Regions from separate parts of the Homo sapiens genome. Here region 1 is linked to region 2. A link is a loop called in an ENCODE intact Hi-C map of the cell type or tissue named here. Cell type or tissue: gastrocnemius medialis. All regions are shown on one strand. Each heading gives the region's core, and the rest is flanking DNA. Links, peaks and the distances in the headings are about the cores only. Region 1 overlaps ARID1B (AT-rich interaction domain 1B). Region 2 overlaps ARID1B (AT-rich interaction domain 1B).

Region 1 (6,785 bases), core at 877-5,876, 130 kb after region 2:
GTTTGTGAACAAATTTATAATTATCCAAAATGCAGAAACAAAGCAATTCACTGAAAATTCCTCCCCAAAGAACACAGACTCAAGCTAACAAAATGAATGTATATGCTCTAATAACCTTTGCTCTAAATCTTCACTATTTTTTTCCATTTCAAAAATTAAGAACTGTTCACATGACCTTGGTATTATAAAAGCTGTATGTCTTCTTTAAAATGTTATACACATTCAAAAGTGCATTCTGTTATTTTTAGCCTTTTAAATTTTAAAACAAGATACTATATTTCAAAGCTGTATTTAACTAAATGAAAAGGTAAAAAGGCAATACAGATTATTTAGACCCATGACTTTGATTAACTCATTATGAAAGTTTCCACACTTCTGCAGCCAGGATATTCAATTTCTTACCAGATATACTATTTTCCTTTCATTATCAGAAAGATCTGTGCTTAATTAGAATTGGGTATTTCTTTTGGTTAGCAGTAAAATATCCAATCTAAAATCTTAATTAAAAATTTGCTGAAATACTTGATGGGCAACCTACATCAATTTGTCCCTTCAAATAAATCTAAGAGTCATTGGATTTAAAAAGTGTATAAGAGTCACAGGGATTAAATAAATGGAAGAAGCTAAGAAAATTGAGATTACTCTATATATCTGTGTATGTCCTCTACTTTTAGCTTTACACATTTAGAAAAGAAAATAATTAAAAACATTTCCTAGGTAATCATTCTTCACACACCCTCTCCATTTGTTTGACTCCCACTTTGGGACTGGAAACTAAGCCAACATCTAGAACTTCTAGTGAGACTTAACTCCTTCAGAGACCAGGGAGATCCGGCTGCTTGCCGTGAACAGCATCTTTTGAAACTGACTTTTTAATCTCACATCAGGGAAACATGCTGAAAAGCAAAGTGGGGAGCCCAAGAGCAGCGAGCATCCACTTCTCTCTGCCGGTCCCACTACTTCTTACTACCTTCCCACCTCTGCTCTCTTCCTGTGGCCAAAGCACCATCCACAACTATTAGCTCCCACATAAAATCAGCAACAGAGTGCGATGGGGACTTGAGCAGCCAGCTGCCTGGGCTGTCTTCCTCTCAACTAATGGTGAAGCTGCTCTAAAACTAAAATGAAGGAGAGAAAATCGCAACTCTTCCACCTTACTTTTCATCATTTACAAATTATTTCCTTCTCACAATTAGCAGCCACAACTAAAGATTTCTACTCTAGGCAGCAAAATATTGCTGGAAAAAAAGGAATAATGTGGAAAAAATTAAAAGTACAATTAAGTATGCAACTGACTGCTAGAATTCGGAGTGGGTAACCTTCAATAATTGAGAAGTGAGGTCTCTGACAACAGCAAAGGGTGTTCAATCTGCAACTAGGATTCAAAGGCTGAGCTACCTCTATCTTCCCCAATAATGGCCTTAACATAAACAAAATCATCCAAGTGGGAGCAAAGATAAAGAGGAAAGACAACATTTTATTTCTTATTTTATAAATAAAAGACTTATTTTATTTCTTTTTTTTTTAGGGTCTCGATACATTGCCTAGGCTGGACTCAAACTCCTGGGCTCAAGCGATCCTCCCACTTCAGCCTCCCGAATAGCTGGAAATACAGGAGGGTGCCACCATGCCATGCTACTATAACATAGACTTACACAATATTATAATTAAAATAAACTTCAATAATAAATTAATAACAATAATAATGAAACAAATAATAAATCACAATACAGATCGAATAGTGTATAAACGAGAAGGCTCAGAAGCAACCTACTGATGAACTGTTAATATACAGCTATGTATCATGTAAAGTATGATCAATCATTCTCCATATCCACATCAGAGAGAACAGTAGTCATATCTAATTTTTGCCCCTCAACGAAAGATGTCTGGTCAGATGGAAGCATTTCCTGAGACAGCACTGTCAAGCCCTGTTGTGGGTTACCGACGGCCGCACCATGGGACGCCCCAGCCTGGGGCAGTAAAACGTGCAGCAGCATCAGCCTGACCCACTCCCTGGCGGCTTAGGTACGGTATGGCGATTTATAAATAAGCCTTTCTGGTGCTCCTAGTAACTAAATACCCTAACAAGTTTGAATCTAATTTAGTCTTTTCCAAATTTCATCCTCCCTCCAGCCAGCATAAAGGGGTATTCTTTCAAGTATCCAAAAGACTAGGTTTACCACTGCTAGAGGGTAAATGGTCATCTAAGGTGACTCCATTTGATTCCAGAGAAAAAAAAGGAAAATGTTGGGTCTCTTAAGAACAGGAAAAGTCTTTTTTAAGTAAAAACACAAAACCCATCAAGACCTAACAAAACAGATGCACATCAAATCCTCTTATATGAAATACAGAAACCTTTTTCAAAAGGTACAGAAGAAATAATTTAAGAAATGAAAGCAAAATAACTTTGGGAGACTAAACTTTTTTTTTTTCAATTTTAAAAACTTGATGCCATCCTCATGGAAAAGACCTTTAAATGACTTGAAAATTCACCTTAAGATGGTCTATTCACAGCTCAAAATCTGACACAGTCTGACAAAAATGTTGGAATGCCAAGTTCACTTCAGAGCTTACATCTGTTATAACCTGCTGCAAATTTATGACACAGTGCACCTATCAAATACAGCTGGTCCTGCTGCCCTTCTACCAAACAGGTATTCTGTCCACTTTAAGAAGCTCACCTTTCCATCTTTAAAAGAAAAAAAAAATTATACCTGTGATTAAAGAAACAATAAAAATTAAAGCAGAAAATCCGTGCAATGCCCCCTAATTCTCTTTAACATCAATCTTAGGTGGACAGCAAAAGGCAAAGACAAAACTATTACAAAAAAGCAGCGGGTCGGGGGACCAGCACAAACCTGCTGCTGAGGGTACTGCATTCCGGCCATGGCCCCGGGAGTCCGACCCTGGATGCCAATTGGATACCGCTGTGGGCCTGGAGGGCCATAGGAACCTCCTGGGTACGGACTGCTCTGCTGAGGCTGAGAATGAGGGTTACTGCCCATGCCATACAACTGAGGTCTCTTCATCACCATTGGATCCATTGGGCTGCCCTGTGAAGACATAAAAGAAGTCGGTTTATTAATTCATTCTTTATTACAAAGGCACAAATTTGTGTTATGTCAACATATGCATTAATAACACAACTATCCTTAAGTTTTAAAAATATTAAAAACAATGACCTGACAAAACATCCAGCAAGACATTAAAGAAAAAACCTAGATGGATACAAGAAATTTTATTTTTTACTTTTAGGAGTTTTTAACAACTAAGAGAGCTCTAGACTAAACAAAACTAAAAACGATTTTGGACCATAAGCAGAGAGAAAACATTTGCATCTAAAATTCTATTATGCGTACAGGAAAAGAGCATGATAGTTAAGCTCACCCACCTCCTTTTAGCTTACTAGTAATAAGAGCAGAGGGTATTGAGTGATTAACATTTTCTGCCTTCAAAGTATTCTTAGAACAATGATTTTATTTTAGAACTGAGTCTGCAAGTCTTGATCAAACCTTAGTGCAACCGAGTGTTCATTAAAAAGTGAAAAGATAGATTTTAGATCATGCATATGTCCAGGGTAAAGATTTTGTTCAGAGACCAGCAGTGTGTAGGGATGAGCACTCAGACTATGAGTCACAGCACCTCTCCCCATGTAAGTCAGCATCTTACCAAACACAACCAGTTCACAAGTAGATGTTGAATTTTATTTTTGGTTTGGTGAGTCAGGCCCTGGGCTTCAGGGCCGAGGTCATACAGGAGGGCTAGGCGTGGAGCCTCAGCCCTTCATGTCCTGGGACGTCAAAGGAACAAAGCAATAGGTAGAAAGGCCCTCACCCGGTGCTACAGTAGCAGGCAGCATTCACCCAGCAGCTCCTTCCTTCCCTCCTCTGTCCTTCCAAAACCACATACTGATCCCAACTGTGTGCCAGATGCTGCGTTCACACTGAGGTAAGTACATGGGGACTTTCAGGAAGGCTTAAGAATTAGCAGGGTAAATTCAAGACCATCCTGGCAACATCACAAGACCCTGTCTCTACAACAAATTAAAAACTTAGCCAGGCGTGGTGGCAGGCACCTATAGTCCGAGCTGTTCAGGCTAAGGCAAGAAGATCACTTGACCCCAGGAGTTCGAGGCTGCAGTGAGCTATGATCACACCACTCCACTCCAGTCTGGGTAACACAGTGGGACCCTGTCTCTTGAAAAAAAAAAAAAAAAAGAGGCCGGGCATGGTGACTCATGCCTGTAATCCCAGCACTTTGGGAGGCCAAGACGGGCAGATCAGTTGAGGTCAGGAATTTGAGACCAGCCTGACCAACATGGTGAAACCCCGTCTCTACTAAAAATACAAAAATCAGCTGGGCATGGTAGTGCACGCCTATAATCCCAGCTACTCCGGAGGCTGAGGCAGGAGAATCGCTTGAACCCAGGAGGCGGAGGCTGCAGTGAGCCAAGATTGTGCCACTCCAGCCTGAGAGACAGAGCTAGACTCCATCTCAAAAAAAAAAAAAAAAAAAAAAAAAAAAAGAATTACCAGGATAAAGGGGAATAACACGTCCAAGGTGGGAGGGAACAGCATGTACAGTACCACAGGGCAGAAGAAACAGCACAAGGCACTGGGTCAAGGGAGATGAACTGCCTGGTGTGTATCAGGAAATAAAAACCATCTGGATCCACGTGAAGCACGAATTTACGAAGATGCTGAAGCAGGCAGAAGCCAGAACATGGGTGAGCCCTGCAGGGCATTCTACAGGCTCAGGCTGCCTCTGACAGATGAACACAGGACTGCTCCCTTGGGCACCTGACCCAGCTGGAAGCAGGTCAGGTTGCCCTGGCAGGCAGGTGAGGCTGAGGTCCTGAACTGGCAGCAGTGGTGGGAGGAAGCAAGCCCAGCTCCAAGGCACAGTTAGAAGGGAAATGCGGCAGGATTTGGAGACCAAATGAGTGATGGAAGCCAGCAGCCAAATGAGATGGAGTGTGCAGAGGGAGAAGCCAATCACCATATCCCCAGGAGTGGGAGCCTTCAGTGGTTTACATAGGAAACTTGAGGCTCTGATATGAAATCCAGGTGAAAATGCCCAGAAGGAAGAGACATAATGAGCTGCAGCTTGGGGAGTAAGGCCTGACCTGGAAAAATAGGTAGAGAAGTCAGCAGAGAGGACATCCACTCCCAGAGGGCAGGGATTTTCTCTATTTTATTCACTATTATATCTCCAGGGCATAAGTTGAACAGTGTACCCAGCACATTAATTGATGAATTAATCAATAGGAAGCAATAAAACCCATGAACTTTATTTAGGAGGAATATATGAAAGGAAAACAATGGGTAGCGAACAGAATCCTAGAGAATATCACCGCTTAAGGGAAAAGGGAAAATGAACCCACAGACAAGCTGGAAGAATGGCCAGAAAATGTAGACACTCTGGAGAGTGTGCTCTTACAGGAGGGAAGGGAGTCAGGTGTAGCAACGAAACAGGTGTGCCAAATGCAGCCCAGGAATGCAGTCAGGTGAAGGGTAAAGGCTTCTGCTATACTTGACAAGGAGGCCACTGCTGTGCTCGGCAAGGACAGTCTCGCTGCAGAGGTGAGGGCTGAGGCTGGAAGAGGAGGGACGGAGGGGAGGTGAAGATGGAAGGCAGGAGCACAGACCCCGAGAACTGCCAGTCCTCTCTTCCACTGGCACTCCCACTCCAAGGCTGCACGGGTCCTTCCCCTTCTCTGCCTTCCTCAATACTCTGGTGTTCACTTTAAAGATTTGGTGAATCCATTCACCACACATTTACTAAGCACCTACTATGTGCGTTGTGCCCAACACTGGAAGCAGAAGGATGAACGAGCCTCCATGTCCTGGAGATTCACTGAAGGAGACAGACTAAACAGGTCACAGTGCAACACAGCAGATGTCCTGAAGGGACAAAGCACCAAGGCAAGGTGAGAAGAGGGTGTCTCACTGGGTCTGCCATGGGCTTTAACAAAGGCTTCCTATAGGAAATACCTGAGCTCAGTCCCAAGGGATCCACAGGACTGTGCCAGGAGGAACCCATCTCACCTGAATGAAGCTCTGTGGAGGACACAGGAGGAAAGAGGGTGCTTTGCCCCAGGCCCCACAGCCTACAAGCAACTTTTCTGCTCAAAATTCACCATGTGATACAATTTTAAACTGTTACTACTTTCACCAGCCAAGACATTGTTTGGACTTAACATGATAGAAATTAAACGACAGTACATTTGTTTGCCCAAACAATATACTGATTTTACATAACCTGAGCCGCCTTCATAATTAAGTGTACAAACATGTATGTTGATATATTTGTAGTAAAACTAAAATCTAGGGCTAAGAATTCATTTTCTCATAATTATTTAAATTAGAATTTATGCCTGATAAAAATAAAATGTGATTATTTTCTAGATTTTCTTGAAAAAGGTAAAACTTTTTATGGAAGTATGAAAATCAAGGCTGAGTTGGTGATTTCAAAATCAGCCAAGTGAATGAAGGACCTATGGAGAGGCTGAGTAAATCAAATTTCAGGCTGAATTTCCAATACGGGGCCCTGAGGCAGTCCTATCTTCACATTCAATCTAGACAGCCCAGGGCACAGGAAACGTCTACTTATTTCACTTCAAATAGTGCACGACCAAAACTGCCTTAATTAAAGCAGAAATGTTAAATGGGAAAATGATTGGAATGTCTATGTTTTAATGCTATAGATAACAGTGCAGCAAATTCATCTTATCAGTGACTAAAATTGTTTTGTATTATCTGTCTCATCACTGCCATCAACTC
Region 2 (6,785 bases), core at 993-5,992:
GTTACTTACAACTACTAACTTTATCTAAGGAACTTGAGCATCTACGATTTTGGTACTCGTGGGGGTCCTAGAACCAATTCCCTGTGGATACTGAGGACTGTACATAATTTTCCCACACTCACCCTTCCCAAACAGAATGATACTACGCTCAACCATTAAAAAGAACACAAGCCAAGTGGTCTTCCCAATAGAGGAAAACATTTCATTTTGCATTTCATCTTTTCTAGGCAAGTCCCACAGACTCATTTAATAACCTTCCTGTAATCTTATTAACCAAAGTATGATAATTAAATAGTCTTTGGGGTTTGGTGTTTAGGTTGAGGCACATATGAGTAGTTAATGATTTCACTTAACTGAAAATCCCAGGTAATGACCAGATCGAAAGAAAAGAAAGGGGCTCCTTTATTTTTCCTTACCTTTTAAAAGTACCTTGCTTCATTAGTAAACTAACTCCGTATGATTCCTGGCCTCATCTTTTTTTGCTTTGCTTCATTAACTGGACTACAATCACCCCTTGGTTTTAATAGAGCTTTTTTTTAGCAGAAATTACCCAGATTACTGACTTTTCCAAAAGGAAGGAGGAAGACGATTATTTCACAAAAGAGGAAAGAGAAATCCAGACTATAATTAAAAATAATGATTATTCAAAAGAAATACTTAAGACATTTGGACAACATTTAAATGCCCTTCAACAAGATGGGTAAATGCATACTGCAACAAAATGTATTTGCTGAAAAGTGCTTCACGATCTCAGGGACTCTGTATTTCTTCAAACCAGGAGTGTATCCATCATAATAGCACACTACAAAGGCTCAAGAATTGCTTAACAAAATGAATTCATAAATTCTCCTTCTCCCATCATAAATAAAACGAATTAGGTTTATAGACTGAGTAAGAACTAGCAATATAACTCAACCATCTACTTTTGCTGCTGAAGTGTACAGTATGCCACAGAATCAAACAAATACTGAGAAATCAGTATTACTCATTCCTAGTGTTTTTCTTTCTTTTTAAAGGGGGTAGGGGGAACAGAGATAAACTGTTTAAAAGTGAAAAAGCTGTTCCTAGGTGTGGAGCTGTGACTAGGAGAAAACAAGTTAGTCTTTAACCTCCTGATGTCAGGAAATGGAGCCAGAAGGCATGGATTGGACTACAAATGGTAGACTGCCGTGTGCAGTGGGATGGATGTGGACAACAAGCCAAAGCTGAGTTTGCAAGGCGGGTGACAAATGAATCAGAGATCTTGGAACATATTATTCTAACTACCCAACTACATTATACTGAATGTAAAATGCAGTTCTTATGAAAATTCTAAACATGTAGAGCACTAAAAAAGTGAATGAATTAAGTCTAAGAGGAAGGCTACACCACATAACAGATTCCCTAGCAGAATACAGAACTCCAGTTGTTTGGGGGGCTTGGAAGGGGCAGCAAGATGGACTCAACACATGGGTATCCTGGTGTCATTATCTCCATCAGCAGAACCCCTACTCATCCAGCAAATGAGGATACCAGCCTTAAAAAGTGAGAGTCATGAAAAGCCCTAGGCTGGCCTGAAATTACCAGATTCTAACTATGAAATTATTTGAGACTCGTGGGAGAAAAGACTTCCTGATCCCCTTTACAATTAAACAGAAAGAAACATATTTTAAATATCAACAGACATCATTTGTATACATTCAAGGGACATGATTTACCAAACCATAGGGTCCAAATCAACCCTAACCTAATTCTCAGATGCCACCTGGGCTATGAGAAAGATGCCAAGTGATGGACACTCCATATCCTAAAGCTCCAGCTTCTTAAGCCTGCACGGTGGTCCTGGCAGCCAGGATGCTGGAACTTGGCCTGCTACTCTGCTTCTGTGGCTCACACCTCTGCTTGACCTTGAGTCTGTGCCATCCTCCTACCTGAAGCTGACCCTGGTACTGGTGAGTATGTGGGAAGGAAGTGGGGATGTCCACAAGAGATCTTCAAGGTACTCAACTCTGTGATAACTGTTTCCAATAAACATAGATAACTGAAAACCCAGAGAAACAGGCAAGGAGAAAGACGTGGGACACAGTGGCTCTGTCACTTGTAAATCAGCATCCAAGTGCACAGCACTCTTTCACCAAGTGTGCCATTCTTACTCCTGGAATCTTGGTTCCTGGCCTACATGCCAAACCCTGCAACAGATAAACTCTACATCTAAAATATATTTGTTCCTTCAATCTCTTGTATCCTTGTAAAAATGAGGTAATTTTAAATGCCAGCTCAGAATACATTACAAATCAATAACTTACATGCCAAGAATTTGAGAGTCTTAACCTAACATTGTTATTTTCACCAAATTCAGTCTGTAATAAGATCCTGACCATATGGGATCCATAATCTAGAACTGCACTGTCCAGTATGGTCGGCACTAGCCACATGAGGGTGTTTAAATTTAACTAAAACGCAAAATTCCTTCTGCTAGCCATATTTCAGGTGGTATATAACAATATATGGCAAGTGGCTGACATACTGGACAACACAGATAGGGACTGTTTTCATCACTGCAGAAAGTTCTACTGGACAGTGCTGATCCAGAATATCCCAAAGTCCCTGCAACATCCTGCCTGCTACACATGCTATAAACAAAATTCACTCATATATTTTTCCTTTTGGAGGGAGATGCAAAATACACTGAATGGAAATCTCATTAAGATATCAGTGGACTAAGAAGCTGTCATCCACCCTTCACCCCAAACTCAAGCTGAAACTGCAGGCTGGTTAAAGAAGCCTCCATGGTGACCCAGCAGAGGGTCTATGGACTGACCACAGAAAGGGCTGCTGTCCCTAGAGGCCACCTCCAGAGGACTATTTCCTATCTGCCACTCCACTGCTACCAGCACTGGTCTGAAGCAATTTTTTTCCAGTCTATAAAACTTATTGCCAAATTTTCATTTGTAAGTGCTCTGCCTCCCAGGTTCCCATGCCCAGAACTCACTGAGTCCTGGCTTCTGAGAGAAGGGTGGGGGTAAGAAGCAGGGAGAGTTTATGACAAGTCCGAGTGGAAATTATGGGCCAGCCTCCATGAACTCACAAAAGTACCTGGGACTCATTCAAAAAAGAATGTCTTTTTCTGAGTGGCCCACTTGCCTCCCACCTCCTTCCCCTGCTAGAGGCAGCCCCTGTGCACTACAGAAGCAGAGGCCCTGCTCTTGTCCCCAGTACCAGGCCACTGGTGCATGTCTTCCCCAAGGTTTACATCCCTAGAAAAGACTAGGCCAGTTTTATCTGACCTTATGTCCAGAACCCAGCAGTCCTGGACGGCTGTCAAGCAGTTGGTGGTAAAAAGCAAAGCACAGGGCACTTGGCAGATACACAGATGAACACAGGAAGGTGAGGAAATAGAACAGGCGCGGCTTCCACCACCAGCGGCCTCCAGTAACCTTCCTAACAGGATAGGGTTTCTGAGACCAACAGCCCTCCTCCCTAAAATCTTAGGCCCCTGAAATGGGGCTACTTCATTTCTAAGATCCCAAGTCCAGGGCGAGTATCTTCTGCCTTGGACCCCATGACATCCAGGCTCTGTTTCTAGGGCCCTTCTGGAGATGGGCATAGGTTCTCCTACCTTTTCTTGATGTTTATCTTGGCTGTTCCTCCTGGACACAGGGAAGGAGCTGAGGCGTATCACTCAGGTGGCAAGGTGAACTAGCTTAAAAGGTAGATTTTCTCCTCTCATGTAGAAAACTTGATAAAGATAAAATTATGTCAATAGCAAATTATGTATAACTTTCAATTATTACAGAGCCTTTATATGTGTTACATCATTGGAAGTCATATATAATCCACAATAAGTCATTCTGGAAGACAGCACTATAACATATACAGAAAGGACTATAGCGTTGTTCTGGATCCCCACCTAGCCTCAGATAAAGTCTCTAGGACAGGATTGTGGTTAATATGTAATGTATGGCCTGGAACATACAGTAGCTCTAGGTTTATCACACCTGGTTGAATGGCAATAACCAGAATGTCAGAAAGCTCTGGATTTAGCCTATTTAACTTTCTGTATTAAGAGCTATCATGAGATACAAATTCAGAGGGGACACAAAGGTAGGAATTACACTAAATACAACAGATGCCAGATTCAGGATCCTAACACACGTTAGCAAGCTTGAACAACAGCCCCGACCCAGTCCAACAGCAGCCAGGAAGGGTCGATGAGCACTTGAGCTCAGGTGCAGGATGGATGAGACGTATCCTTCAGAGCAGCTCCCATCACAGTGGCAAGAGTGGGCTGCAGCTGCCGCAAAGCCCTGCAGACCCTGACGCCTCCGATACACGGCAGCGTGACGGTCCAACACAAAGCGGGCCAGGTGGCCTCCGCCAGCCATGCCTTTGGAGCCTGCCCTTTGGTTGTGGATATCACATTTAGAGGTGCTTATACAAAAATGAAGCTCATTAAGGAATTAAGAATAGGGTGCAGGGGAACTTGAGACCACACAGTGGGGGAAATAGTTAAAGTAACTATTAATAGCCCAGAAGAAATCCTAGTAAATGAAAACTATCTTCAAATACGTGAACAGCCGTCATATAGAAGAAGGATTTAGATTTACCTTGTGTGGTTTAAGAAGGCAGAAGTAGAACCAGGATTTAAAAAAACAAACAAAAAAAACAGTTCGAGCTAATGTAAGGAAAAACTTCCTAAACAATTTAAATTACCACAAATAAAATACCTCATAAAGTAATAAATTCTGTATCACAAGACATTAAAAATGATGTTTTAGTAGCAGTTTATGTATCAGGTAGACAGGGACTTGTATATACCATACAAACTATTAAGATTCATCTTTATTCTAAAGACAAAATACTCACAGATAAAAAAAAATCATATGTATGTGTGTGCAAACGGCCTCATTCCACACAGGCTGACTATGTCAGAGCATATTGCTTCGAAAGTTACATCAACTAAAGCATTTTCAAAATGTCCAACAGTTCTCCAGAACCATAAACTGTCCTTCCTTTACTATCTCATGTGAGGGTATAGTTCAGGAAAGGGGCTAACTAGAAACTTGAAACCAAAGAGACATCTTGATCAATATTATCACTCATACATTAAAAAAAAAAAAGAACTTCATTTTTAATATTTTAAAAGCTTAGTTCCTTAGAACTTTGTCTCCTCTGAAATTGTCCAAGATCAAGCAGATAATGGGCTAAGTCCAAAAAATAAAGGAGCAACAGAGCAAATCTGACTGCGTGTTTGAAAAAGCCTATAAAATGTTACAAGCAAAACAGGAAAGCCTGTGTTAATAATGCATAAACCAAAAGAGAAAAAAAAGCTGCCCATTTAATGGAATAATGCTTTTATCCTTGCAGTTAAAATGAAATAAACCATGACTATTAATCTAGTAAGACCATGTAAAAATGTAATTTTTAAACATTTACTAAAAGGGGATAGTTCAGTAACCACTCTAAAAATCAAGGCCTTGTGTACAGCAGTGTTTAAACGCTAAATACCAATCTCCTGTCTGCGGAGGCCATTACCCACCCTGTCACCATAGCAACGCTAACAGTATGCCTGACTTCAAAGACAAAGATGTAATTTCAGACTTCCAGCAGCCAGAGGGAGTGGTAAGAATATTCTACCCAAGCAGTGTCAGCTGATGATAAATTATAAAAATATCCAGGAAGGTTATGAGGCGGACGGTACCACATATTCTCATATTCCTGGGGGAAGACTTACATTAGTCAAACATACTAGGAGACAGAGAGAGTAAAACAAAAAGTAAACAAGAAAGAATCTCAATGGAGTCCGATTTTTTTCTTTTTTTAAAATTACATAGTACAGAGTTCTAGCCTTCCTTTTCTCTTGCTCCCAGGAGAAAATAAAAATAGTTTCTACCATCTTCTTTCTCATTCAAATTAAGAGTGACTGCAGACCTGCATGAATGTTCCAAGGGACTTGCAAAACCACCTCTATAACTGCTACTTCTATATTTGTGAAACTCTGGCGTTTGTCAAAAACCGTTTTAAGCACCAGTAGTCAGCTAAGGGGGCTGAGTGGATCCCTGTGTTGAAGCTGCAGAGGGCAGCCGTCCATTCTAGCACTTGGAGCTTTGCTTTCCAACCACCCAATCTAACCCCAACATACTCAAGATATTTTTAAAGCCCTGTGAAGGGGAAAACACTGAAAAACAATTTGCCAATTTGTAAGTTTTTGTGTCTTAAAAAAATAATAATAAGTGCATAAAGCTGACACAGTACTGTTTCACAATTACGCAGTTGACCAGATTTTAAAAGCACTAGCCCTAGAGTTGAGGTTGAGAATGCCACAAAATGCCCAGCTAGTAATTTTCCCAGAGGTAATGAAATACAAAAGAATAAAGTTGGAGCTAAAGTCTTCTTGAAGATTCCCTACAAGGAAGAATTGCCAGACTCCAAGGATTTTCGCTTACTCGAAGAAAGTCATAAATGACTAGCCTGGCCAGCAAACACACAGATGTAAGTTTTACTACAATATTATTGTTTTACAAGAATGAATATATACATTAAATTCTCTTTCTGTTGAATTCTCTTGTATGGTTTTAGGCTCAAAAAAGTCTAGTTCCCTTACTAACAGGAGCATGACACGGCTGCCTCTTTCAACAGACCCTGCTCCCCACTCCCAAAGGTGGATGAATGGTCAGAAGGGTGTGGAGTCCAACAAGGGCTGGTGTCAAGATCCCTGCCCCCACTGCTCACCGGCCTGCTGCCCACAACCACTCTCAGCAACCAAAGTGCACAGGAGCCACGGCAGCCCGACCTTCTTCCCACGA

What was found. Hi-C counts contacts between places; a loop is a spot of excess contacts. Peaks named below come from ENCODE experiments on the same cell type or tissue, not always from the same donor. Only the 100,000 strongest peaks of a DNase experiment are listed, where the experiment ranks them.
Region 1: it touches region 2 in a loop (2.5-fold over the local background); 3 of 110 quality-filtered maps call a loop at or near these places.

The regions. Positions count from the first base shown.
Region 1 is chr6:156,825,498-156,832,282 of GRCh38, reverse strand. ARID1B (AT-rich interaction domain 1B) reads right to left here. Exons shown (of 20, transcript NM_001374828.1): 2 at 2,862-3,056. Among named protein-coding and RNA genes, the nearest start is that of MIR4466, 49 kb to the right of the region's middle. RefSeq lists an enhancer at 1,460-2,427. In gastrocnemius medialis, for the core only: no CTCF peak of the experiment used is centred there; DNase peaks (open chromatin) are centred at 3,772, 4,292 and 4,762; H3K4me3 peaks cover 346 bases; H3K27ac peaks cover 5,000 bases.
Region 2 is chr6:156,952,518-156,959,302 of GRCh38, reverse strand. All of the region lies in intron 4 of ARID1B (AT-rich interaction domain 1B), which reads right to left. Among named protein-coding and RNA genes, the nearest start is that of MIR4466, 180 kb to the right of the region's middle. RefSeq lists enhancers at 839-888, 1,029-1,078, 1,099-1,228. In gastrocnemius medialis, for the core only: a CTCF peak has its summit at 5,618; DNase peaks (open chromatin) are centred at 3,342 and 5,642; H3K4me3 peaks cover 284 bases; H3K27ac peaks cover 5,000 bases.